Linked DNA regions of Homo sapiens: all the other regions are linked to region 3. Evidence: chromatin loops called from intact Hi-C (ENCODE). Cell type or tissue: PC-3. All regions are shown on one strand.

Region 1 (8,000 bases), 450 kb after region 3:
TTGAGTTAATGCTGAAATGAGTTAAGATTTGGGGAACTGTTGGGAAGGCATGATTAGTTTTGAAATGTGAGGACATGAGATTTGGGAGGGGCCAGGGGCAGAATAATATGAATTGGCTGTGTCCCCACCCAAATCTCATCTTGAATTTTGAGAGGGACCCAGTGGGAGGTAATTGAATCATGGGGACAGGTCTTTCCCATTCTGTTCCTGTGATAGTGAATAAGTCTCACGAGATCTGATGGTTTTATAAGGGAAGTTTCCCTGCACAAGTTCTCTCCTGCCTGTTGCCATCCATGTAAGACGTAACTTGCTCCTCTTTACCTTTCACCATGATTGTCAGGCTTCCCCAGCCACGTGGAACTGTAAGTCCATTAAACCTCTTTCTTTTGTAAATTGCCCAGTCTCAGGTATGTCTTTATCAGCAGTGTAAAAATGTACTAATACAAATCTTTATTATTTATTTTGTATTTCTAGCATTTATGTAATAAAATTATCACAATCAGGTCACTTTTGTACTTAGACTCAAAGTATTAGAAAAAAATCTTGAAATTTATATACCTAAGAAACATTTTTTTTACTGTAAGCATATATAGAAGATTTGTGATTATGTTTTGAAAACTTTTATTTTACATATGTATGTATGTATGTATGTATGTTTTATAGATATTATATTTGAGGCTGGTCTCAAACTCCTGGTCTCAAGTGATCCCCCCACCTTGGCCTCTCAAAGTGCTGGGATTAAAAGCAGGAACCTTCCCTCTCTGCCTGAACATTTTAAAATAAGTATTTCTAACTATAGATTCTGAATCACTAAAGGGACCTTGAGAGTCTCATAGACCTAATTATAATCACCCTGAAGAGATAGTTTTCTTGTTTTTTAGATTTTCAGGGAAAAAATTTACAAATTGCCTTTATTTATTTGTGCTAATACTCTTGGATGGCATAAAATTCTTGTATACACACAAAAATGTCTTTGTTCTTCGAGTTGAGGCCAGTTACTTTTTTCTGTTCTCAGAGACAACTAAGAGTTATTAATCACTAACCTTCATAATATTGTCCTTCAAATAAAGGTGATTATGAGATCATTATTTTTATGATGGAATAAATAATACTAATTTCTACTTCTATCCCCATAAAAATCTGAAGAACTCATAAGAATTGTCAATAGACATATTAGAAACCTTCCAACTTCACTAGTCATTGAAGTATAGTAAATTACACTGAAAGCAAGATGTCTGTTTTCACTATCAAAATGGCCACCCCTCTTCTTTTTTTGCACATTCACAGTCAATGCTGATAAAGATGTAGTAAATACCCTTGAACCTCTGAGGTGGGAAGTATGATATTATTGTGCAACCTTTCTAGTAAGCAATTTCTTTAAAGTTATTCATCATTGTCTCTGGTTCCACTTCCAGGGATATGAGTTGTCTTACATCAGCTTCCATAACACTTACATTTTCTTAAGTGCATGTTTGACTTAAATTAGAAATCAAGCCTGAGAAGAGATTTGGTTGTAATAATTTATTGACTCTTTTGACTTTTTAATTATGGCCATTCTTCAAGAGTAAGGTGGCATCTCATTGTGGACTTAATTTTCATCTGGATGTGGTGAAACGGGAACAATTTACACTGCTGGTGGGAATGTGTAAACTAATACAACCACTAGGGAAAACAATATGGAGATTCCTTAAAGAACTAAAAGTAGAACTATCACTCGATCCAGCAATCCCACTACTGGGTATCTACCCAAAGGAAAAAAAGTCATTATATGAAAAAGACACATGCACACAAATGTTTATAGCAGCACAATTCGCAATTGCAAATATGGAACCAACTTAACTGCCCATCAACGAACGAGTGGATGAAGAACATGTGGTATATATACACCATGAAATACTACTTAGCCATAAAAAGGAATAAACTAATGTCTTTTGCAGCAACTTGGATGGACCTCAAGACCATTATTCTAACTGAAGTAACTCAGGAACGGAAAACCAAATATCATATGTTCTCACTTACAAATGGGAGCAAAGTTATAAGGATGCAAATGCATAAGAATGATATAATGGACTTCGAGGACTTAGATGCGGAAGGGTGGGAGGGGATTGAGGGATAAAAGACTACATATAGAGTACAGTGTACACTGGTCGGGTGACAGGTACACCAAAATCTCAGAAATCACCACGAAAGAACATCCATGTGTCCAAAACCCACGTGTACCCCCCAAAAATTTGAAATAAAAATATAAATTAGTTATAAAATAATACTAATAATTTATTGACTCAATGTAGGAAGAGAAACAGTATGGGAATAGAGAAAGAGCCAAAAGGGGGTAAAGATTCATCTAAGGTAAAGTCTGTACCTGGCGCTCCTGAGATGCCATCTTAGCTGCCAGTACCAGGAGCTGGGGAAGGGCTAAAGTTGAACATTAGGAACCAACACTCATATTTACGGGGAGATGGGCACATTGGCCCAATAAAGAGGATTCAGTCAGTATACCAAAACAGATCTACCGCATAGTTTTGGAAATAATCACAAATGTGTACTTAAGATTTTGTGTATAGATGGTCACTACACTGTTAACACTAATTAAAAATTGGTTTTTGGTTCTTATATTGTTTTTTCTTTTAAGTAGTACAACTTTTTTAGTTCAGTAGTATAAGATCTCTATTAATTTGGAATAAAGGATAAATGGAAGAAAAAAATATGAAAACAAGATAGACTTTCATCTCACAAATTTAGTTATTAAGCTGATATTTTTAAATTAAATTGCTAATATATTAAATTACACAAAAACGAAGAATTTAATATGTCTCATATTTGTGTTGTTTTGTATCAGAGCCAGACACACAATTTGAATGACCCAGTGCAAAATGAAAATGTGAAACCCCTTGTTAACAATTATTAAGAATTTCAAAACAGCAACAGCAGAGCCATAAACCATGATGACCTTTTAACTGTGGGGACTGTTTAACTGCACAGATCATATGCCCACAAAATCTGTCCTGCCCTGGGAGCAGACTACAATTTTAAATGGAGAGGATTTCAATTTTGATATATTGCCATGTGCTGGTGATGATTTCTTATGTTAGATAAGTACCTGCATATACAATAAACCCTTTAGATTCTAAATTTGTGGCAGTTTCCCATTTCATTTATTTATTAAATGAGAAGATAATAAATTTAATATTGTAATAAAAGATACGTTTGGAGAATAAATAACTTATAAACTTATATTTAAAAGATATCCACAATTTTTAAAAGTTGAAATATTTTTGGAATGTATACATACAGAATTTATGCTTCTTTACCCTGCAACAATAAAATACAACATTCCAACTCAAAAAAATATATAAAAGGATGGCATAGGGAGCAAGAAAGTGTTTTCTGAAATTAAGATGTTTATCAGTTCTCGATCCATGAATAACATAATCAATGACTAACCATAAAAAATAAGAAAAACTTCAGACAGTTTGTATAAGTCAACAGGAGAAACTCAAAAAACGTGGGGAAAGAAATATGCTGGGCTGTGTTTTATCAGCACAAGAGCAATGAGTCATTTAGGGGATGCTGGAATCTCTTGAGTAAGATCCACTTGACAAAGCATTTATGCCATCTGATGTCACTGTGACTCATGACGAAACTATTATTTTTGAAAACTGGCTTGTTTTCTTTAGCATGAATCACTAACTTGAGTTTTTAAAAATATGTTCATCTTCTAGCCACAGTAGAAACAAAATTAATTTTGAGGAAGGTGAGAATCGAGTAGCCAGGGTGCTTATAGTCTCAAGTCAGGTACCAGGAAGGAAAAGCTCTACTGAGTTCACACATAAAAGGTAGCTGCCGATTGTAGACAATTTTGCCTCCTCTGGCTCCATTCTCTAACAGAGTCTATATTTTTCCACCACCCAATACCTATCGATTTATAACATTAAGCCAGAAAACAAAAAGCCATCCTTCCCCTATAAGACGAGTAATAAGCATTGATAAAATCATTTCATGGATAGAAATTTTGTTAAAAGTTTAGCATTGTGACATTTTAGTCCATCTGCAATTTTCTACTATTTATTCTGAAACTGTCTGTAGACCCAGTTTTGATTCTATTTAATCGTTATGGAATTGTTCCACTCAAATACATAAGGCTGCACACACATACACACACACACACACACCATGCTATTTATACAATTACATTAAGGGATTCCACTTATGTTGAAAATAACAGTGTTACTGTTAACTTGTGTCTTCTTATGTATAACAGATGGTTTACATGTTGTTTTTTAAAGAGTAGATTTGATATAAAGGTAGCTATGAGACTGTACAACTCCCTCTGTGAGTACTGTTGATTTTGATGAATTGGTTCTTTTTTCTCCCAAATGACAATATGTTCAAACAGCTGTTGAACATTCAACCAACAACTATTAGGGTGACCCTACCCTCTGAGGATGTATCATCTTATTCTGAAAATATTCATTCATCTTTTTGGGTTCTCACATCATAATGAATGCATCTGTTATAAATTAATATTATAAAATTAATATTTGTGGAATTATAAGGGCTTCTACCTCTATAGTAAAGATATGTATTTTTAACTTTTTGAAGACTATATGCTACAAGAAAGGATAGTTTCATGAAAATATTGAGTAAAGTTAGGAAATGAATAGTTATGAATGCAAAAACATTAGCTAAACTATTTTCTGAGCTTTTACAATGTATTAGTAGTTTTATATATATGAGTTCATTTTATTTTCTTAAAAACTCCTATGAAGTCAGCACCATTGATATCTCTATTTTAAGGATGAGGAATCTGAGGCTTGAATAATTTTAGTAACTTTTCCAAAGTCCCATAGCTTGAAAGTGAAGGAGAAAAGATTTGACTTTAGGCCTCAGCACCTACGGACTTATGTATTACATTATTATGTAATTCAGAGCCCCCTTTAGTTATTAATTCATATTTTAAACATTTATTATATTGGCCTGTGATGTAGACAGGTATGCTAGAAGCATATTAGAAAATGGTTTGCACATAGTATGTTTTATTGCATCATGTGAGTCCTCACGAGCATTGCAGAAATTTCATATAGGAAGCAACAGCACTAAATTTTATTATCATCTTAACAAAAATTTAACTTGAAATTTTTATAGAAAGCTAAATCTGATAGGCATCCATTGAATGGATAAAGGACATCTATTCCAATTATGGAAATTAAGGGACAAAATAAAGACAGAGAGAAAATACTTCAGTATTTTTACCAAAATGCAGGTTAGCATTTCACTTTTTTGTTGGCTTAAGTCTCTTCTACCTCCATATATAAGTTGCACTTTGAAGACAAGTATACTAATGTTCTTGTGTTATGTTCTCAGTGTCTACCTCAGTATTTGACATGTGGTTAATTTACAGTAAATACATACAAAGCAGGGAGGCAGAGAATGATATTGTTTGGCTGTGTCCCCACCCAAATCTCATCTTGAATTGTAGCTCCTGTAATTCCCACGTGTTGTGGGAGGGACCCGGTGGGAGATAATTGAATCATGAGGGTGGTTTCCTCCATACTGTTCCTGTGGTAGTGAATAGGTCTCACAAAATCTGATGATTTTATAAGGGGAAACTCCTTTCACTTGGCTCTTCATTTGCTCTTTGCCTGCCACCATGTAAGACATACCTTTCGCCTTCCACCATGACTGTGAGGCCTTCCCAGCCATGCAGAACTGTGAGTCCATTAAACCTCTTTTTCTTTATAAATTACCCAGTCTCCAGTATGTCTTTATCAGTAGTGTGAAAATGGAATAATACAGAGAAGGAGTGAGGAAAGAGGTGGAAGGGAAAAAGGAAGGAAGGAAGGAAGGAAGGAAGGAAGGAAGGAAGGAAAGAATTAAAGTAGGAAGGAAGAAAGGGTAGAAGAAAGATGTAACGAGAATAAGAGAGAAATTATTTAAGAAGATATTAAAACAATAATAGCTATTATATGAGGAGTTAGAAAAAGAGGGCTTTAACCATAAATGAACAGAAACTTTTCTTAAGTTCACTTCATAACATACAGCATATTTGAGAAATAATTAGAAGTTGTGATAATTTCACCATGTCACATGGAAACTTATCTCGTTATGTTTAATTCAAACTTTGTATAATTATATATAATTCCTAAATAGCCCTTTACTTTTAAAAGTGGGTAATGATATAACAATAAAACTAATTTATTCAGGCATGTTTATCCCCACACAAAATCTTTTAAACAAGTTTTCAAGAATCTGAATTTCAGTTATAACAGCTGTCTTTTCTATTACTTAAACATACTTTGTAATTTTTTTCTTAAAGTAAACTACCATACCAAGAAAACAGAAACAAAAAAGCAAGCATGCTAATTTGTACACTTAGAAATTAAAGTAGAAGCTATTCTTGGAGAGGGAGTGGCAGTAGCTGATGGGTGAGGAGCATAAGGGAAGATTCTGGCTGTTGGTTATGCTCTGTTTCTTGATCTGGGTGCTGATTATATTATTGTTTGGTGTTTGTGCAAACTACCAAGCTGTATGTTTTTCTGTATGTATATTATACTTGAGTAAAAAGTTTAAACTTTTAGAGAGTCAATCTTGCTCCATGTTGTGGTTTGTGCAAACATCAAGGCATAATCACAGAACAAAAAAATTTAAGACCCAAGCTTCAATCGCAAAGCTGACAGATTTCTACACTTAGGCTCTTAAGCATTATTCTTGTGCTCTTTTCTTGTCCTAAGCAATATTTACTGTACACACAGCTAAGGAAGTCTACTCCTTTTACTCTGTCACTATAATATGCTTTAGCTAGACTTATTTGATGTCTTAGATCAGCATCAGTTTTAGATTATTATTCTGTGTATGAATGGTTAAAGTTTAGTAATCATGTTACCTAAATTTCAAAAGGGAAAATATTGGGCTTTTACAAAAATGTACTTTCAAATCAAGTAGTTTTGTTGTGTTTCTGAAAAGGAAAGAGCAAACAAAACTAGAAATTGTGCTACTGAAAAGGAAAGAGCAAACAAAACTAGAAATTGTGCTATTATTTGCTTCAATTTATCCACCTGAGATTAGTTAATCTACTCATAATGTAAGATGTGTTGTTTCAGGCAGATAACTATATAATATGTTGGTATGTTGTATTTTGTTTGTTACTATTGTGAAAAATAGTCCCACTGGTTTTCCAAAAGATACAGTAAACTGCCCACTAATTGCCAAAGGTGTTTATAAACCATCAGTCATCCCATACAGGAGGTACATATAAACATTAAACAGGACAAACTATTAATTTACTATTAATTAAAACTACTGAATTTGTGCCAAATTAATTCAAATAAACATAAAAATTAAGAAATAAACCATTTTGGTGGACAACAGTGCAATTTTAGTTTATATATTAACTACTGCCTCTGCTTCATATGTTGGCCCTACCTAATATTATCTTTTTTTATTCCTTTTGGTGGTGTTCATTAATCTTTGAAAGCAAACATGAAAAAATATAAATCATCTCATTTAGTATCTTGCCCTTGCAAAAAAGATAGTAACTTTAAAATGAAAAGCAGTAAAAGGGTAAATGTACTGGCATGCTGGATCTATTCAGCTCTTCAATTCCTTTCCCTTCTGAAAAATGAAGGGGGTAAACTCATTGAGAAGTTATTAATAGTTTGCCAATTGATTCATATGTCATTGCACTATACAAAATTTGTAGAAAGGAGAAAAATGGCTTTAATATATTTGAATGCTCTGTGCAACAAATGTCCTATTCCTCTGATAAGTGGTAGCTGTCAACTGATGACAGATACATGCCTTATAATAGGGAGATGCCAGTTACCAAGTGAAAGATAATGTTTCATATATTTGAAAGTTAAGTTGAGATGGGGATAAGACACTAGTTTACCTAGACTTCCACTGTAAACAAAAGTATGCTAGTTTTGGGAGAGTTCGGGTATTCCCTGCCCTTGAAATATGCAGTTGATTCTTCCTACCTCCTAGCACTATATACTATAATC
Region 2 (8,000 bases), 650 kb after region 3:
AAGTTTCTTCAGGCCTCCCCAGCCATGTGGAACTGTGAGTCAATTAAATCTCTTTTCATTATAAATTACCCAGTCTCAGTCATTTATAACAGTGTGAAAATGGACTAATACACTAAATTGATACTGTGGACAATAGGGTACAGCTATAAAGATAACCTGAAAATGTGGAAGCTACTTTTGAACTGGGTAATAGGCAGAGGCTGGAATAGGTGGAGACAGGTTCAGAAGAAGATAGGAAGATTTGGGAAAGTTTGGAACTTCCTAGAGGCTTGTCAAAGGGTTTTGATCAAAATTCTGATAGTGATGTAAACAACAAAAACCAGGCTGAGTTGGTCTCACATGCAGATGAGAAACTTATTGGGAATTGGAGCAAAGATCACTCTTTCTATGCTTTAACAAAGAGACTGGCAGAATTATGCTGCTGCCCTAGAGATCTGTGGAATTTGGAACCTGAGAGAGATGATTTAGGGTGTCTGGTGGAAGAAATTTCTAAGCAGCAAAGCATTCAAGAGGTGACAAAGCATAAAAGTTTGGAAAATTTGCAGCCTAACCATGTGGTAGAAAAAAATCTATTTTCCGGGGCTAAATTCAAGCCAGCTGCAGAAATTTGCATATGTAATGAGGAGTCCAAAGTTAATCACCAAGACAATGGGCAAAATATCTCCAGGGCATGTCAGAGACCTTCACAACAGCCCATCCCATCACATGCCTGGAGGTATAGAAGGGAAAAATGGTTTCATGGGCCAGGCCCAGGGCCTGGCTACTGCTGTATGCAGCCTCAGGACTTGGTGCTCTGTGTCCCAGCGACTCTAGCTCCAGCCATGGCTAAAAGAGGCCAAGGTACAGCTCAGGCTGTTGCTTCAGAGGGTACACGCCCCAAGCCTTTGTGATTTCCATGTAGTGTTGGGCCTGTGGGTGCACCGAAGTCAAAAATTGAGGTTTGGAAACCTCTGCCTAGATTTCAGAAGATTTGTGGAAATGCCTGGATGTTCAGGCAGAAGTCTGCTGCAGGAGCAGAGCCCTCATGTAGAACCTCTGTTAAGGCAGTGTGGGAGGGAAATGTGGGGTTGCAGCCCCCACACAGAGCCCCCACTGAGACACTGCCTAGTGGAGCTGTGAGAAGAAGGCCATCATCCTCCAGACCCCAAAATTTTACGTCTACCACCAGTTTGCTCTGTGTTCCTGGTAAAGCTACAGGCACTCAGTGCCAGCCCATGAAGGTACTGCCCAAGGCTGTGAAAGCCCATCCCTCACATCAGTGTGTTCCAGGTATGAAACCTGCAGTTAAAGATGATTTGGGGGCTTTAAGATTTAATGACTGCCCCACTGGATTTCAGAATTGCAAGAGGCCTGTAGCACCTTTGCTTTGGCCAATTTCTCCTATTTGGAATGGGAGCATTTACCCAATGCCTGTACCCACATTGTATTTAGGAAGTAACTAACTTGCTTTTGATTTTACAGGTTTATAGGTAGAAGGGACTTACCTTGTCTCAGATGAGACTTTGGACTGTGGACTTTTGAGTGAGCACTGAAATGAGTTAAGACTTTGTGGGACTGTTGGGAAGGCACAATTGGTTTTGAAATGTGAAAACACATGAGATTTTGGAGGGGTTAGTGGTGGAATGATATAGCTTGGCTCTGTGTGCCCACCCAAATCTCATCTCGAATTGCAATACCTACGTGTCAAGGGAGGGACCTGTAAATCTTGTGTGTCAAGGGAGGAAGGTGATTGGATTATGGGGGCAGTTTCCCCCATGCTGTTCTCAGTATAGTGAGAGCAGTATAGTAAGAGTGAGTTCTCAGGATATCTGATGGTTTTATAAGTGCCTCTTCTTCCCCCTTCACTCACACTCTTTATCCTGCTGCCTTGTAAAGAGAGTGCCTGCTTCCCTTTCATCTTCCATCATGATTGTATGTTTCCTCAGGCCTCCCCAGCCATGCAGAACTGTGAGTCAATTAAGCCTCTTTCCTTTATAAATTAGCCAGTCTCAGGTATTTCTCTATGGCAGTGCAAAAATAAACTAATACAAGAAGGAAGAAAAAAGTATTTGTTAAATATTAATTTTATTTTAACATTATAGAAATAAATACTAGTTTGAATATGATTGAGGCCTTCTTAAGTCATATTTCCTAAGTATCTGGATCTTTTGGGCAAAGATTCCATACTAAAAGAGAGAAATCAATTAAAAATAAATTGAATCTACTTTTATCAGAAAGCTATAGAATTCCTTCCATTTTGCTTCACCACCCAGTCCTCTTTGTATTTAATTCCAATTAAGATAAATAAAAGAAGGACACTCAGAAATTCTTAGTTCAAGCTGGGTGCGGTGGCTCACACCTGTAATCCTGGCACTTTGGGAGGCACAGGCAGGTGGATCACTTGAGGTCAGGAGTTCAAGACCAGCCTGGCCAACATGGTGAAACCCCGTCTCTACTAAAAATACAAAAATTAGCTGGACATGGTGGCTCATGCCTGTAGTCCCAGCTACTCGGGAGGCTGAGGCAGTAGAATCACTTGAACCTGGGAGGCAGAGGTTGCAGTGAGCTGAGATAGTGCCACTGCATTCCAGCCTGGATGACTGAGTGAGACTCCATCTCAATAAATAAATAAATAAATACATACATACATACATAAATAAGAAAGAAATCCTTAGTACACACAGACTGAATGATCAAATAAAATTAGCCACTTGAAACAATTGCTTCTAGGACTACCAGTTTGGGGTATAATTTGGTAACAAAACAAATCAAAAATTAATTTCTCTACATTTTTTAGATCATAATTCACTTTTATAAAATTAGGAACTACATATCCAACAAAATTAGTTGTGGAATTTCAGAGCAAGGTGAGAATGGCTGGGATGTTTCTCAAACCCATCTCCTCTACATTCCTAAGTACCTTCAGCCTTCTAGGTCATTAAACTCAGGTCATTCAAACACTGGCTTTGAATTTAGGAAAATCCTCAGGACACTTGTCTATCAGTCCATGTCTAGTCATGATGGAAATCTTTGAGTCAAAATTCCACTATTAACGTTTCCCTGGCTTTTTCAATTCTGAGACACAATTGCTAGAATTCCTCTAGTGTTCTATTTACATGAGGGCCCTACTTTGATGTTTAATTTTGGTAGAGATTGAACTTTTATCTGGTTCATGAGTGGAGTATGGTGATAGTATTTTGCTCAGCTTTACGAGGTATACAAATCTCTATTTCCTGGTAACATGTCCTACTTTCCTAAAGCACAGATTATTTTTTTTTATTATTTGTAAATTTTTAATCAACAAATAAAAATTATATATATTTAGTATGTACAACATGTTATTGTGAAATATGTATGCATTGTAGAATGGCTAAATTGAGCTAATTAACAGGTGAATTTCTTAGATTCTCTTTTTTAGCATTGGAGCTGTTTTTCCACTGTCTTCCTCTCTCTCTATGACATAGCACCCCCTACTGCATGGTCCCTCAACTGGGTACATTTCTTCACACTTTGGCAATAGTCTGCTTATGGGTTGCTTGCAAAATTCAAGGAGTGAGACTGTCAGAACAGAAGCTTACAGCTTAGTAAACATTAGGATGGGTCAGCTAGTAATTAGATCTGTTAATAAGGGTGAGGCAGGTACTTATACACAATATAAGTAGACCAGATTTCAGGAGAAAGTTTATACGTAAGATAGAGCCCAGCATACAGTCAGTATACTTACAGATAATCAAGAGACATCAAAGCAGGTTTTTATGTCTTAAAGAAATACGAATTTATAATTAAGAAGATCTAATAACTGGGAATGAAGATCGTGGACTATTAAAGAAAGACTAGAAGAAAATACCATACAGAAAACCAGACTGATACAGCATCAGAGTCCTGTCTTCAGGAAGGCCATGTAACTGGATAGGGTTTAAGAAACAAACTCTGCCTACAAATATTACTGAAAGGAAAGCAAAACCCCTCATCTCATAGAAGCCAGGAAGTTAGAAGGATTAATTTAACCTCCTCAGTTACCCTCACCTACACATTCTAAGATGGATAATTTAAAACTGTTTTAATAGAATAGGAGTATACTGTAATAGTTTATTAAAATATCTGGATCACCTTTATTAAGATAATTTTAAAGTCTTTTAAGGGTGTTCTTTCAAATGTCCTAATAAAATTTCCACTATGGGAGTCATACATTTATGTTAAATAAAATGTTTTCAAGGGGTTTCTGTTTAGCTAACATCTTGAAATACAATTAAACACTTAATGCAGCTAAATAACTCAACATTTAAACTCTTCAAAGTTATATCTCCCATATCCTCCTACAAAAGGTTTTAAAAGATAGAAAAATGGCCATTGTCAATGGAAAAATGACTACTCAGGATTATCATGTGCGTATGTACATGTGTCTGTGTGCACTTGTGTATGTGTTTATGATTCATTTTTTTAAATGTTTTTCTATGAATAGACAATTTTAAGGTGTATCAAATCTGCTTTCTCTTAAAGTCATTTTTGTCTCATTTAAAGTAAAAGCTTTTTCTAAAATAAAAGCTAATAATGTTTATAAGACAAACATATTAAGGAAATAATTAAAATACCCATGTGCAGATATTTTATATTTCTTAGTCCCTGGAGAGAAAAATTAAAGGAATAATTTGTGTATGTGAAGCTGTGTATTACTTTGTTGTTTGTGCAACTATTTTTTGCACAGTTTGTATGTATACATATAGCATTCCTCCCCGCCAAAAAATTTCCACAACTTTTAAGGATAGCTTTCCAAATAATACAAAATCAAAAGTTTCTAGGTTTTAGCCTCTCTACCTAAAAACTAAAGAATTGAATTCAAATTATCCAGGAATATAAAATTTTGACTCTTTATAATTACTTTTTAGTTATTTGAATCAAACATGTTAAAATCTGAGTAAATTATTTACATTTGTTTTTAAAATGTTACTCTGAAATATAAAAGTTACCTAGAACTTTACACAAATATGGCCTATTTTCTTAAAAAAGTGCTTGAACTGAAATATTCTCAGACCAAAAACAATGTCAGCACATTAATTATAGATTATTATTTATACAATTATTAGAAGACAGAATATCATTCATATAACTTTATACTGTAGCTACAATTTACATTTTTAAAATTTTCAATTATAATATTTTATATGAAATATAATCACTTTTAATTTTTACTATTCATAGCTACCTTATTTAGAAGGACTAAAATTTTAGATGATGTGACTGTATGTAATTTTGTTAACATGAAATTTTTATACATTGTGTTAATCCCTTATTGTTCATAAAGCTTAGTAACAGGCCGGGCGCGGTGGCTCACGCCTGTAATCCCAGCACTTTGGGAGGCCGAGGCGGGTGGATCATGAGGTCAGGAGATCGAGACCATCCTGGCTAACAAGGTGAAACCCTGTCTCTACTAAAAATACAAAAAATTAGCCGGGCGCGGTGGCGGGCGCCTGTAGTCCCAGCTACTCGGGAGGCTGAGGCAGGAGAATGGCGTGAACCCGGGAAGCGGAGCTTGCAGTGAGCCGAGATTGCGCCACTGCAGTCCGCAGTCCGTCCTGGGCGACAGAGCGAGACTCCATCTCAAAAAAAAAAAAAAAAAAAAAAAAAAGCTTAGTAACAAATACATGCTATATTCTCAGCTACACAAAGGGAACAGAGTTTGTAAAAGTTGGGGTGGGAACTCACAGGTAATTTACATTTGCCAATTAACTTTACCCAAAACAAAAGTCAACTTTCCACTATCTTCCTGACAGGATATAGTTTGACAAGGCACCTGGCGAAGTTAAGCTCCTACTTTCCCACAGAAACTGAGAGATAGGGGTGCTTTCTTCCTTGATGATTACATTTCTGAGGTGATTCCCAGGTCCTTAAGAAAGACATTCTTGGGTTATCACAAGGGTAAGAGGCTTTTATAAGAATTTACACCTCAAAGGGGCATGGGAAGTACTTACAATTACACATTTTCTAATGTAAATTCACTGAGAAAAAGAAAGGTACCTATGGTCAGGAATAAGACTTCTTGGGTGCTTTACTTCCAACTATGTGGTCAATTTTGGAATAACTGTGGTGTGGTGCTGAAAAGAATGTATATTCTATTGATTTGGGGTGGAGAGCTCTGTAGATGTCTATTAGGTCTGCTTGGTGCAGAGCTGAGTTCACTCCTCAGCAAATGTAAAAGAACAGAAATTGTAACAAACTGTCTCTCAGACCATAGTGCAATCAAACTAGAACTCAGGATTAAGAAACTCACTCAAAACTGCTCAACTACATGGACACTGAACAACCTGCTCCTGAATGACTACTGGGTACATAACGAAATGAAGGCAAAAATAAAGATGTTGCTTGAAACTAATGAGAACAAAGACACAACATACCAGAATCTCTGGGACACAGATACAGCAGTGTTTATAGGAATATTACTAGCAATAAATTCCCACAGGATAAAGCAGGAAAGATCTAAAATTGACACCCTAACACCACAATTAAAAGAACTAGAGAAGCAAGAGCAAACACATTCAAAAGCTAGCAGAAGGTAAGAAATAACTAAGATCAGAGCAGAACTGAAGGAGATAAATACACAAAAAATCCTTCGAAAATCAATGAATCCAGGAGCTGGTTTTTTGAAAAGATCAACAAAATTGATAGACCGCTAGCAAGATTGATAAAGAAGAAAAGAGAGAAGAATCAAACAGACGCAATAAAAAATAACAAAGGGGTTATCACCTTTGATCCCACAGAAATACAAACTACCATCAGAAAATACTATAAACACCTCTAAGAAAATAAACTAGAAAAATGTAGAAGAAATGGATAAAATGTAAACATACACCCTCCCAAGACTAAACCAGGAAGAAGTTGAATCTCTGAATAGACCAATAACAGGATCTGAAATTGAGGCAATAATCAATAGCTTACCAACCAAAAAAAGTCCAGGACCAGATGGATTCACAGCCAAATTCTACCAGAGGTACAAGGAGGAGTGGGTACCATTCCTTCTGAAACTATTCCAATCAATAGAAAAAGAGGGAATCCTCCCTAACTCATTTTATGAGGCTAGCATCATCCTGATACCAAAGCCTGGCAGAGACACAACAAACAAAGAGAATTTTAGACCAATATCCCTGATGAACATCGATGCAAAAATCCTCAATGAAATACTGGCAAACCGAATCCAGCAGCACATCTAAAAGCTTATCCACCATGATCAAGTGGGCTTCATCCCTGGGATGCAAGGCTGGTTCAACATACAAAAATCAATAAACGTAATCCATCATATAAACAGAACCAAAGACAAAACCACATGATATCTCAATAGATGCAGAAAAGGCCTTTGGCAATATTCAACAGCACTTCATGCTAAAAACTCTCAATAAACTAGATATCGATGGAATGTATCTCAAAATAATAAGAGCTAATTATGACAAACCCACAGCCAATACCATACTGAATGGGCAAAAACTGGAAGCATTCCCTTTGAAAACTGGCACAAGACAGGGATGCCCTCTCTCACCACTCCTATTCAACATAGTGTTGGAAGTTCTGGCCAGGGCAATCATGCAGAAGAAGGAAATAAAGGGTATTCAGTTAGGAAAAGAGGAATTCAAATTGTCCCTGTGTGCAGATGACATGGTTGTATATTTAGAAAACCCCATCGTCTCAGCCCCAAATGTCCTTAAGCTGATAAGCAAATTCAGCAAAGTCTCAGGATACAAAATCAATGTGCAAAAATCACAAGCATTCTTATACATCAATAACAGACAGCGAGCCAAATCATGAGTGAACTCCCATTCACAATTGCTTCAAAGAGAATAAAATACCTAGGAATACAATTTGCAAGGGATGTGAAGGACCTCTTCAAGGAGAACTACAAACCACTGCTCAATGAAATAAAAGAGGATACAAACAAATGGAAGAACATTCCATGCTCATGGGTAGGAAAAATCAATATTGTGAAAATGGCCACACTGCCCAAGGTAATTTATAGATTCAAGGCCATCCCCATC
Region 3 (8,000 bases):
AAATGTCAAATATTTCTGTTCCTCATTTGAATTAGTAAAAAAACATCAGCAAGCTATTAGAAGCAATTTCCTGAGAAAAGTAACTTTTAAGATATATAATAATGTCATGACTGATTCAGACCAATATTTTGCAACCCGTGTATCTATCGTACTCTATTGATTTTCAATATGCACAACCAAGACCAAGAGGCATATCAAGGCACTCAAGTACCTTCTGAATCATCTTGAATTGATTAGGTGTAATGGAGTTCATGATTAATTGAGAGCATACCAGAAGTGTGTTGTACCTTGGGGTTTCACTCTGCCTTGTAAGGAAGTAAGAATTACAGTGAAGGGAAGTAAGAATCACATTACAGAATGTAAATGAAGGAAACTCTTAACATCCCTCCCCCACCACATTCATGCCTTGTTTAAAATCCTTCAGAAGTTCTTGTTCTTATAAGGAGAAAGGCAACCCCTTTAACCCATTTATGCCTCAGGTTGCAATTTTTTGAATTTTTGCAATCAGATCTTGGCTATGACATTGAGCAGTAGGATATAAATAACTCCCACATGCTTAGCGTTCCAATATTAGAACACTAGGCATAAATTTAATATAGTTTACAATGTCCTGTATGATCTGACCACAATCTCTCTAGCCTTACCTTCCACTAGCCTTCTCATCTCACTGTTGTGTTTCTCTCTTCTCCATCGCAAATGACAAGTTTCAGTCCCATTTCTTCCATAATTTATTTTGTTACAGAGCATGTTCATATATCCAGACAGTTGTTTCTACCTGGAATGCTTTCTACCCATTCTTCCTTTCATATTACTCCTTATTCTCACATGTCAAGCCATTTGAATCTATCAGTCACTCATAGTCATATTGTATCTTTCAGCCACAGGCTCTTTGCATATGCTTTCTATTCTAAATACTTTTCTATGCATGCCATCTTTCTTTTTATCTAGGTGTCTCTACTCATTCCAGATCAGCTATCCCTTTTCAAAGAAGTCATTCTTGCCTAGCTTATTAAATCAAATCTCTTTAAGTGACCTTATATCCTGATAGCTCTCTTTTGTTGCATTTATCATTGCAATAGATTTACTTCTGTGACTTTTAAGATGTTTGTATCTTCCACTAGGTTCTTGAAAGCAGACATTCTGTCTGCTTTTGCTTACTCTCTTAGGCATATGATTCATTTTTAGAGTACATTCATATATAGATATTCTAGTATACTACACAAAATATGCATATTAAAAACTTTGGCATGAAATTGGAATTTATTTTTAATTTTCTAATTTTAAACATCACTTGTATTTGATAAACCTTTTAAAGGTAATTTCTGCCTGCAGTCAGAATTAGAGAAAAGATAAGCCATTTTAATATGTTTTCTAGCACTTACTAAAATATTTTACTTATTATTTGTACTTCCAAAATTTTTGACCGACTGGATTTCCATATGGAATATTTTTCAACTTTATTCCTAGATATAGTAATGTTGACTGTAAAAACTTTGTCATTTGTTTAAAAGGTTTTATTTTATATATTTTCTATTAAAAGAGTGATTTTTACCCTACTATATAAAGGTGAAAGCTTTCTTTTCCAAATGTAACTTACATTTCTTTTTCAAATGTAATTTCAAATGTAATTATGGGGTTGTAACCCCATAAATTGGTAGATGAAACCAAAGATCAGTGATATGGGTCTAGATTGGAAGAGCCAAACAAATATTCTAAATTTTTATTTGTGTAAATTTACGGGATACAAGTGCAGTTTTGTTACATGCATCCATCACAAAGAGGTCAATTCAAGGCTTTTAGGGTATCTATCACCCAAATACTTTACATTATACCCATTCAGTAATTTCTCTTCACCCACTCTATCTCATCCTGTCACCCTTCTGAGTCACTATTATCTATCATTATACTCTCTATGTCCATGTTTCTACATTTGTATGTCCACTTATGACTGAGAATACACAATATTTGTCTTTCTGTGTCTGACATATTTCATTTCAGATAATGTCCTCCAATTTTGTCCATGTTGCTGCAAATGTCATAATTTCATATTTTTTTGGCTGAATAGTACTCCATTGTGTATATATGCCAAATTTTCTTTATTCAATCATCTATTGATGACACTTAAGTTGATTCAATGTCTTTGCTACTATAAATAGTGCTGCGATGAGCCTATCAGTGCAGATATCTTTTTGATTCATTGATCTTTTTTCTTTTGGGGAGATACCCAGTAGTGTGACTGCTGTATGAAATTGTAGTTATACTTTTAGTTCTTCAAGAAATCTCCATACTGTTGTCCATAAAGCTTGTACTAATTTACATTCCCACCAACAGTATATGAGAGTTCCCTTTTCTCTAAATTCTCACTAAAATCTGGTATTTTTTGTCTTTCTAATAGCCATTTTGACAGGCATATTATATCTCATTGTGCTTTTAATTTGCATTTTTCAGATGCTTAGTGATGTTGAGCATTTTTTCATATACCTATTGGTCATTTGTATGTCTTCTTTTGAGAAGTGTCTATTAATGTATTTTGCCCACTTTTTAATTGGATTACTTGTTTTGGGGTGGGGGGTTGTTGTTGGTGGGTTATTTGAGTTCTTTCTACATCCTGGATATTAGTCCCCTGCCAAATGCATAGTCTGCAAATATTTTCTCCCGTTCAACAGGTTGTCAGCTCTCTCTGTTGATTGTTTCTTTTGCTGTGCAGAAGCTTTTTAGTTTAAGTTCAGTTTGTCTATTTTTGTTGCGTGTACTTTTGAGGTCTTAGTCATAAATTATTTGCCTAGACCAATATCCAAATGAGTTTTTCCTAGGTTTCCTTCTAGTATTTTTATAGCTTCAAGTCTTATGTTTATGTCTTTGATATATTTTTAATTTATTTTTGTATATGGTGAGAGATAGGGGATAGGAGCCGTGTTTGTTTGTTTTTGTTGTTTGAGGGCCCCGTTTTGATTGCAGGAGAGGCCCGTCTGGAGCTGCCACTGCGAAGACGCGGGCTGCAGCGGGGGAGGCGGGGAGGGGGCTGCGCACTCCACAGAGCCAAGGGAAGCAAGGAACAGGTGGAAGTCCCGCCCCCTTCCGAGTTAGCTGGGCAGGAGCCTCCTGCTTCCCAGGTGAAGCTGCAGCCACCCAGCTGTGTGTGCGGACCCGGGCATTTCTGTGCTCTTGGGGGCCAGGGACAGGCAGGGTCCCCGCCTCCTGGGGTGCAGCTACAGCCGCCCAAGCCATGGCTACGGACCCAAGCATCTCTGCACTCTCCGGGCCCGGGAAGCAGCCCCTTGCCCCAGCAGGCTCAGAAGTGCCTGCTCTCACTGCCTGGCCTCTCCCGGCGCCCTCTCCGATCTCAGAGCAAAGTTGAGGCCAAGCCCAGGTGCTGTCACAAACCCAGTCGGCTGTGCCCACTCTTGGGGCAGTGCTGACACATCAGGCCCCTGCCGCCTCAGCCCTCTCTGGATTTTGGGCACTGACGAGCATGGGCTGTGACACCCTCTTTGGGGCTCTGCGGTTCCTGGCATCTCCAATCTTCTGGGCGCTACTGCGTTCCCTGGTGCCAGCCATGGAAGCTGCTTGCAGTAAGCCTGGTCTAGCCGCAGCCTCACAGGGAGCCGGCACCCGTGCGGGCACCTGGAGCTGCCCCACCCCCCGACCCCCAGCCGGCATGCCTGGCTGTGCGCAGTGGCCAGACCCCACCTCGCTCCCTCATACATCCCTCACTGCTCCACGCCTGGCTCACCCATGTCAGGTGTGACATCCAGGCCAGTAGCGCGAGCCAAGCGCAGCCTGCCAGGCCAAAACAGGCAGAACGAGCCCAGCAGGCCCGAGCAAAACTCAGGCAAAAGCGTCACCAGCCACAGAGGTTCCCAGCTGGCGAAACAACACCCCAAGGATCCTGTGACAGTTTCATTTTTCTTCATGTGGCCATTCAATCTTCCCACCACTGTTTATTGAAAAGGGTGTCCTTTCCCCAATGTGTATTCTTGTTTACTTTGTCAAATACCAGTTGGCTATAAGTATGTGACTTTATTTCCGGGTTCTCTATTCTGTTCCATTGATTTACGTGCCTGTTTTTTATACCAGTACCACGTTGTTCTAAGCCTTGTAATAAAATTTGAAGTCAGGCGATGTGATACCTCCAGGTTTTTTCCTTTTGCTTTGGATCACTTTGGCCATTCAGGGTCTTTTTGGTTTCATATACATTTTAGGTTTGCTTTATCTAATTCTGTGAAAAATGACATTGGTATTTTGATATAGATTTCAATGAATCCGCAGATTCAATGAAAGTATGGTCATTTTAATGATATTTGTGTTTCCAGTCCATGAGCTTGGGATATTTTTTATTTGTGTCATCTACAATTTCTTTCATCAGTGTTTCACCAAAGATCTTTTACTTCCTTGGTTAAATATATTCTTAGGTATTTATATTTATTTTTGTAGCTATTGTAAATGAGATTACCTTCTTGATTTGGTTCTCAGCTAAATTGTTGCTGGTCCATAGAAACACTACTGATTTTTGTATGCTTTTTTGTATCCTTCAAGTTTACTGAATTCATTTATCAAATTTAAGAGCTTTTTCTAGAATTTTTAGGTTTTTCCACCTGTAAGATTATATCTTAAATAAGCAAAGATAACTTGACTTGCTCTTTTCGAGTTTGTATACCTTTTATTTCTTTCTCTTGCCTTGTTGCTCTGGCTAGGACTTCTAGTACTATGTTGAATAGGTGTGGTGCAAGCGGGCATTCTTGTCTTGCTCCAGTTCTTAGGGGAAGTGCTTTCAACTTTTCCTAATTCAGTATGATATTGGCTATGGGTTTGTCATATATGACATTTATTATTTTGAGGCATGTTCCTTCAATGCCTAGTTAAATGAGGGTTTTATCATGAAAATATGTTGAATTTTATCAAGTGCTTTATTTGCATCTATTGAGATGATCATAGGGTTTTTGTCCTTCATTCTGTTTATATACTGTATCATATTTACTGGTCAGCATATGTTTAATCATCTTTGCATCCCTGGTGTAAAACCGAATTTATTGTGGTGTATTATCTTTTTGATATGCTGTTGTATTTGGTTTGCTAGTATTTTGCTGAAAATTTTGTGTCTATGATTATAAGGGATATTGTTCTGGAGTTTTGTTGTTGTGATTGTGTCCTTGTCTGGTTTTGGTATCAAGGTGATAATGGCCTCCTAGAATGAGTTAGAAAAAATTCCCTCTTCCTCAATTTTTTGAACAGTTTCAGAAGGATTGCTATTAGTTCTTCATACCTTTGGTAGAATTTGGCTGTAAATCCATCTGGCACTGGGATTTTCTTTGTTGAAAGATTTTTTTTTTTATTACTGACTCAATCTTGCTGCTGTTTATTGGCCTGCTCAGGTTTTTAAATTTTTTCTTGGTTCAATCTTAGGAAGATGCATGTTTCCAGGAATTTATCTATTTCCTTTAGCCTTTTTAGTTTGTGAGTATATAGTTATTCATAATATTCTCTAATGATCTTTTATATTTCATATCTCCTTTTTCACTTTTGATTCTACTTTTATTGTCTCCTGTCTCTTATTGGTTAGTTTATCAGTTTTGTTTGTCTACTCAAATAATCTAGTTTTGTTTTATCTTTTGTAATTTTTTTTTGGTCTTTTTTCATTTAGATCGGCTCTGACTTTGTTATTTCTTTTCTTCTGCAGTTTTGGTTTGTTTTTGCTTTTCTAGTCCCTTCAAGTGTATTATTAGATTGTTAATTTGTAATCTTTCTACTTTTTTAATGCAGATATTGAAGCTATAAAGTTCTCTCTTAGCACTGCTTTGCTGTATCTCACAGATTTTGGTAGGCTGCATTTCCATGCTGAGGGAATTCATCACCACTAGACGGGACCTACAAGCAACACTCAAAGGTATCTTAAACTTGGAAGTGAAAGGTAGATGTTCACCATCATGAAGACACCTGAAATTATACAGATCACTAGTAAAGCAATTACACAAAGGAAGAGGAGAAAGGAATCAAGTGGCACCACTTCAAAATTCTACCAAGACGCAAAAACAGACAGAAAGAAACAAAGAATTTATAAATTTTAAATAAAATTTTAGATTTATTAAATCTGTATAGTTCAGAGCTGTCTTTTTAATTCACAGCTGTTCTTTCAAATATTTTTATATGCACTAGACTGTAGTAATTCAATAAAGGGGGGAATAAATAAACCATAAAGAGAATGGAACGTTATAAAAATATCTGAAGTCAGTACAAGCTAGTAAGTAGGCCTAGACTGGAACACCATTGAATAAATGCAGAGCAAAGATGAACATATTTTTAAAGTAAAAATTTAGACTTCTCTTGATTTGGGAAGAAGTATTGTTAAGATCTTAGAACCAGATTTTCACTTATAATATGGAATTCATAGAATTATGTAGACGTATCAATTGCAAACAAGCAATGCAATTCCTGAGTAACTCTAATTTAATTTTTCTTACCAAAATATGACTAACATAGTGGCAGTAGGACAGAAATAGGTTTTGGTGGCATTAGAATATATTGAAACTCATAGCGACATCCCCAGATTCCTGGGGTGAAGTTAGATTTGAAGTATCAAGGGATCTCATTAGAGAAGATGCTTAGAAAGATAGCTGTGTATGTCAACCTTGAATTATAAATTCTTTTAAGCCATAAGGAGAATGCTTTCATCAGTCTTACAGACTTATGGAGTTGTACAGCTACTGATGGCCTTAGAAATTATTGATCTCACCATCTCATTCAGCCTACAAATTTTACAGATGTGAAAAATGAAATTTTTAGTCAACTAGCCCAAAGTCTTTTAGCTAAAGACATCCTTAATTGAAAGCCAGACTTTGGACTCTGGCTGTCAGGTCTCCATCTCTTTGTTACACACTTCATTGTATTAATATATTCAACTGGCCCATCACAAAAGAGTTACTTACTATGTCAAAATTTTGCTCATATAGATTTAAAAACATTGAAAAATACATGATATATAAAGGATTTTTTTTTCTTCATCTTCTTCACTTCAGTGAATGTATATTGAAACCTTTATTTTTTCCCTTTTAAACCTACTATCTACCATACTTTTACGGACTCATAGATTTTTGAAGGGTCCATTAAAAACATTAGTAAAGAGAAGATACAACCTTAATAAAATATTTTGTTGTAGTTATTTAATTGGCTTACTGCTCAAACAAACAAAAGGATATTAACTACATATATATATATATACATATATACATATATATACACATATATATATATACACATACACACACACATACATACACATGTATTTTTTGGCTCTGCCAACAATAAATTCATTTTTATTGTTTATTTCAGTTTTTACCAAGAAATATTATTATTCTGAAAGAAAGTAAAGTGGCACATTTTTTTCTTCTTAGTAATTATGCATATACATTTAAAATAAAAAAGAAAGGGTGTTTTTTTTTTGCCTGAAAAACAAGTAGAGGAGATATTACAGTACCCCTTTCGAACACCATCAACCCACCCTCACACACATACACATCTCATTTGCCTTTTGTATATATTCTTTCATACTTACATATATATATATATATATATATATATATATATATATATATATATATATTCTTTTCTTTTAATTCTCACACTATGTGGAGTTTTCACTAACCTCATGACATTTTATTTAATTGTTGTGAGCTCCTCATAGGCCTTCAGCAGATATTTATGAGTTCTTCAAAAAATTGTAGAGCACAAAGTTGTTATAATTATATCTATTTGGAAATAACCTGCTTAAGTGTTTTATATCATTATGTCACTTAGAATATCTTTAGATAGGTCTTACCTCATCTACATATTTGTCTTTATTATAATACTGAGATATGGGCTCATTTCTACTTATTTCCAAGAAATATTTAAGTAAAGTTTATTTTTTTTTCTTTTGGTCATTTATATAAGTGTAGTCCTGATCCTTAATTCTATTAACATTTCTTGACAGTAGTCAAGAAAATTCCAATTTAACTACAGTCATA

What was found. Hi-C counts contacts between places; a loop is a spot of excess contacts. Peaks named below come from ENCODE experiments on the same cell type or tissue, not always from the same donor. Only the 100,000 strongest peaks of a DNase experiment are listed, where the experiment ranks them.
Region 1: a loop joins it to region 3, with 5 times the contacts of the local background. A loop is called at or near these places in 2 of 110 quality-filtered maps.
Region 2: a loop joins it to region 3, with 9 times the contacts of the local background. A loop is called at or near these places in 11 of 110 quality-filtered maps.

What each region holds. Positions count from the first base shown.
Region 1 is chr12:86,708,948-86,716,947 of GRCh38, forward strand. It overlaps a transcript of MGAT4C not described here. Among named protein-coding and RNA genes, the nearest start is that of MIR3059, 32 kb to the right of the region's middle. In PC-3, no CTCF peak of the experiment used is centred here; a DNase peak (open chromatin) is centred at 3,584; H3K4me3 peaks cover 368 bases; H3K27ac peaks cover 1,920 bases.
Region 2 is chr12:86,911,462-86,919,461 of GRCh38, forward strand. No RefSeq gene overlaps it. Among named protein-coding and RNA genes, the nearest start is that of MIR3059, 170 kb to the left of the region's middle. In PC-3, CTCF peaks have their summits at 3,469 (motif pointing left) and 3,674; a DNase peak (open chromatin) is centred at 3,470.
Region 3 is chr12:86,261,465-86,269,464 of GRCh38, forward strand. LOC105369877 (a long non-coding RNA gene) reads left to right here and starts at 549. Exons shown (of 3, transcript XR_001749240.2): 1 at 549-5,884. It also overlaps a transcript of MGAT4C not described here. RefSeq lists an enhancer at 2,831-3,514. In PC-3, no CTCF peak of the experiment used is centred here; a DNase peak (open chromatin) is centred at 3,787; H3K4me3 peaks cover 1,533 bases; H3K27ac peaks cover 658 bases.